2 separate regions of the Homo sapiens genome follow, and region 2 is linked to region 1. A link is a loop called in an ENCODE intact Hi-C map of the cell type or tissue named here. Cell type or tissue: gastrocnemius medialis. All regions are shown on one strand.

Region 1 (2,500 bases):
TTTTTTTTTTGAGACAAGGTCTCACTCTGTCACCCAGGCTGGAGTGCAATGATGCGATCATAGCTCACTGCAGCCTTGAGCTCCCAGGCTGAAGCAATTCTCCTGCCTCTGCCTCTCGAAGTGCTAGGATTGCAGGTGTAAGCCACCACACCTGGCTGTCTTTATCTTTTTCTAAGTAAAAGATGTCATCTGCAAACTAGGCTAATTAGACTTCTTCCTTTCCAATGTGGATGCCTTTTATGTTTTCATAACTGGAAGGGGAACCAACAGATTAGTAGTTTATTTCTTGTTCACTTAATAGTTCAGTGTAGGTATTCAGCATGTGACCTTTCACATTTTGATGGGACTAAATTTTTTTTTTTATCTTATGACTCTATCATTCTTTAGAGAGGTCTGCTAGATCCTATGCATCTGGCCAGTAAGTGGGGAATTGAGGGAGAGAACATAGCTGATGATGCAGGAGACTTAAAAAAAAGCAAACCCAGACCTGGACATAGCTTACCTCATTTTCCCCTATATTCTAGCATGCAGAACTTAGTCACATGGCCATCTGTCTGCAAGAAAGACTGGAAGGTGTTGTCTAGCTTTGTGACAGGAAAGAAAGCAAGTGGTTTTGATGCATATTGTAGTCTCTGTCATGGAGGCTGATACAGTATTAGTAATTTAGGTTTGAGATGATGATAGCTTGGACTAGGGTGATGGTAGTGGATTTACATTCTCCAGTTGTGTTTAGGAGATAGACTCGGTAAGACTTGATATATCATTTAGTGTATAGGCTAGTGAGCTATAACAGAGACTCCAGAACAGAGTAGCTCATACAAGAGAGAAGTTGTTTCCCCCTTATAATAGTTTAGCCATCCTTAGTTCATCTATGGTTTTACCTTTAGATGGTGTGAAATATTGGTAAAAACTGATAAAGTTATCGTAAATTACTGAACAGGATTCCAGCTTATCATTCTGTAATATTAGGAAAATTGTACTAGTTACATGGTTTCTCAGGTAAGCTGCATGACTAGTAATCTTGTCTTCATGCTACCCAAAGTATTAAGGGCGTTAGTAGTGGGAATTTAAGAGAAAGGTTCTTTTCTGAATTATTCAGAAAGCTGAAAAACATTGGAAAAAAGATACAAGAATTTCATTTTATGGGCAGATAGTGGTATGAATGGATTTTGAAGAACTTGTATAAAGTAGAAAGTTTTATGGAGACAGATACATAGACATTTAGTAAACAGTACTTGTAACCTTTTCAAGATTATGGGGAAAGTTGTTGAAATTATTTAGATATTTTAAACCTAAGAGAAAGAAGTTTCTTTGGGAGCAAGTCTCAGAAGTACCTAGCCTCTTTGGTAACTATTGTAAACACTTTCTTAGATTATGTACTGTAAGATTTGAACATAAAAACTTTCACTGAAGGCTGATCTTTATACTTTTAGTTGAAACATTAAGTATTTGAACAGGCCTCTGTAAAATCTCCATACAGCACTAGGTGGCACACTGTGACTTTGGATGAAAATACACATATTTTGTTGAAGACTCCTGTGAGAAAAGAACCTAGGTTAAAAAAAAATACTGTTTGAAATAGACATCTATTTTATGAAGTATCTCAGAACCATGTATTGCATTTCAAACCCTGATACTGATATTAAAATGCTTAAAACTATTTTATTTACATTACTACTGACATTTTTATAAGAACTGGACTACTAAAAATCATTAGAATTTATGGGTTTTTACTAAAAGGAATCCATTCAGCATGTATTACAAAAAGCATCTGTGCTTTAAAATGAAAAATGATTTTCAATCAGATCTTGTAGTAAGATGAGTAGTTATAATGTTTTTGCTTATCAAGTATTGGAATTAAGAATAAAATCAAAGTCTTGAGCTAGTGGTTTTTCTTTGAATGTGTGTCTGTGTATATGTACTAAATACAAAAGAGCTAACTTGGTAAAATTTATAGTGGAGCTGAAATGTTTATGGAAGTAAAGAATGTTAGATTTGAAGTTTTCTGGTCTAGTGTTACAACATTGCTATTTTGTGATTATCCATTTTAGTTCTTGGAAACTCATTATTTTGTGAAGACTCTTGACTTAGAATGTAATGTATGGCATAGTGAATTTTCTGACCTGATATACACACACACACGCACACACACACACACACTCAGTGTCTCTCTCTGTCTCACAGGATGTTCTGTGATTGTGTAAGGGAATTATCTGAAGTAGAGCTGAAAAGTAGGCCATCTATTTATACTTGTTCATTTGGCCTGGAAGCAATAGTGATACCCTTGGTTAGAACAATGCTAAATGATAGATGCCAGTGTAAGTTAGATAGAACTGACCAATACTTAATGGGAGATGTGCTTAAGCTAAAGGACGAAGTTTTCTGGTGTTACATTGATTGGAAAGTATGAGAATGAGTAGAGAAGTGACTTTTGCAAATCTACAGGACACTGAATGGGGTTTGGACAGTGATCATAGACAAATGAGTTTCAGTGAAAGAC
Region 2 (2,500 bases), 540 kb after region 1:
TTGGCCCTGCCTCTGAGACAGGTCCTAATACCATCTTTCAGCCACTGAGAAATAAATAAACTAATATCCTTCACAAGTTAACACAACTAGTAAAGAGATGGGACTGCGACTGAGACTCAATCCCACACCCCACAGCTGTCCGTGAGACTCAGACCCACACCCCACAGCTGTCCATGAGACTGGTTATGAACCTGTGGTACTTGAGTGTGTCCAGATGGGAATAGTTTTGTTTGTTACCTGGGTTATCATGGACATATGCCAAGATGATTCTGTATTAAAACCAACCAACCCATAATCTATAGTACTCTTGTCCTGAGGGGATCAATGGGGAGTAGCCAGTGGGGAGGAGATAAAAAGACCACATGGGGTCATTACACGAGGAGGAGAAAAATTAACCCTTTAAAAATATATATATGGAGCTGGATGCAGTGACTCCCTCCTGCAATCCCAGCACTTTGGGAGGCCAAGGTGGGTGGATTGCCTAAGCTCAGGAATTCAAGACCAGCCAGGGCAACATGGTGAAACCCCATCTCTACTAAAATATAAACAATTAGCCAGGCGTGGTGGTGCACACCTGTAATCCTAGCTACTCAGGAGGCTCAGGCAGGAGAATCACTTAAACCCAGGCGGTGGAGGTTGCAGTGAGCCAAGATAGCATCATTTCACTACAGCCTGGGTGACAGAGAGAGACTCCGTCTCAAAATATATAAATATAAATATATATATAAATATATAAATATATATAAATATATATATAAATATATATAAATATAAATATATAAATATAAATAAATATAAATATAAATATATATATATATATATGAAGGCTGTCATTTCTTTCCAAATCACATTCTGAGGGTAGCCCAGGGATACCCTCCCAGGCCCAGATCTTAGGAAGGGATGAGGCCATGGGAAGGAGCTGTGCCCAGTGGCTTTGGGGGAAAGCTGCATTTTCCTCATCTTTCCAGAAGGGGGAACCCAGGCTGGCTAGCATGGCCTGGGAGTGGTTCTGAGCAGTTTGGCCAAAGGCACTGGCATATTCCCAGCCATGGCGCTTACCTTCTAGTGTTCTGCTTTCTTCTAGAAGTACTTCTCCTCTTGCCGAGATCCAGGTCCTGAGCAAAATGACAAAGAAAGGGAAGGAAGGAGGGACCGACGGAGCTCTAAAGGGAATGGATTCCCTGAAGCAGGACTGGGCGCCTTTTTTGCAGAGAGGCCAGCCTCTTGCCAAATGGGACAGGTTTGCAGCAGAGGCCCTGGATGGACGAGTGCCCTTCACTGAGACAGGCAGTAGTAGAGATGGGAAAGATGAGGCAGGGAGGTGCAGGTCGGCACTGTGAAGAGGCTGCAGTAGAGCCATGAATGACCTGGAGCTACCATAGGACACAAAGCGGGGGTGGTGCACAGAGCAGGGTGAGGAGCCTGTGGTGTCTCTTCCAAGCCTTGGAGGATAAGCTGGATTCTTCCAGACACAAAAGGAGCAGGAAGGTCTCCTAGGAAGAGGGAACGGTCTGGCAGACAGAAGGAGGCAGTGTGTGAATCAAGTGCTTTTGGGGGAAAACGTGGGCAGCTAGGAGAGGCTGGAGCCAGAGGTGACTATGGGCAGTGGCACAAGCAGAGTCATGGAGACCGGGAGAACCCATAGCCACCCCAGGCAGGCCCACATGGCCGGACGGTCAGGGAGGAAGCAGCAGGCACGAAAGACAGAAAGGGATATTTGGGTGAGCATGGGAAGCCCAAGTGCCACGCTGAGGAGCTTGGAGGTGATTCTCTTGGAAAAGGGGAAACCTCCCATTGCCTGGCTGAAGAGATTTAAGTGGGGAAATGGATGAACACAGCTATGCCGGGGAAAGAGGAACACTTAGATGTGACAAGCAAGACAAGCAACAACAAGGACATGTGTCAGGAGGGCCGGGAGGAGATGGGACCGAGGAGGATGGTGCGCATGTTGACTTGACGAGTGGCTCCCCTCTCTTCCCCAGAAATGGGCGGGACAGGGGCAAGGCTGGTTTGGGGGAAGGGTGTGAATGGGCGATAAATTAATCTCAACCATTGACATGGGGTGAAGGAAGAATTTCTATTTGTAATCCTGAGGATGGTGGAAAAGAATACCCCTTACTTGTGACTTACAGATATTGTTAAATATATTGAAAAATACATCTGGGTTGACATCCAGTTAGCAAGATTCCAGGGAACAATGCTGCTTTGTGAATTGTACCATCCCAGAGTGGGAGTGACTTCAGGTTTTTCGCTGTGCTCCAATGCTCCAGCACCTGCGAGTCAGTAACCATGAGCGTGGCGTCAGAACTGTCATGACTCATGTGCTCCTTGCATGTCTCTTTAGTAGTACTTCCAGATTCAAATTTTCCCAGCAGGAAAACTGAATATTGTAATAAGCTCCTCTGTCCTGCACAGATGTGTGTGGATTTAGGTTTTGCAGACTTTGTGGGCTGGTTACATCCCCTTTATCAGTCAGAGATGCTTGTCTTTATGATATTAA

Evidence for each region. Peaks named below come from ENCODE experiments on the same cell type or tissue, not always from the same donor. Only the 100,000 strongest peaks of a DNase experiment are listed, where the experiment ranks them.
Region 2: a loop joins it to region 1, with 2.7 times the contacts of the local background. A loop is called at or near these places in 8 of 110 quality-filtered maps.

The regions. Positions count from the first base shown.
Region 1 is chr15:76,865,903-76,868,402 of GRCh38, reverse strand. The region is part of intron 2 of SCAPER (S-phase cyclin A associated protein in the ER); the gene reads left to right. Among named protein-coding and RNA genes, the nearest start is that of SCAPER, 38 kb to the left of the region's middle. In gastrocnemius medialis, a CTCF peak has its summit at 1,491 (motif pointing right); a DNase peak (open chromatin) is centred at 2,152; H3K27ac peaks cover 1,368 bases.
Region 2 is chr15:76,328,963-76,331,462 of GRCh38, reverse strand. No RefSeq gene overlaps it. Among named protein-coding and RNA genes, the nearest start is that of ISL2, 6.6 kb to the left of the region's middle. In gastrocnemius medialis, a CTCF peak has its summit at 960 (motif pointing right); a DNase peak (open chromatin) is centred at 1,030; H3K27me3 peaks cover 476 bases.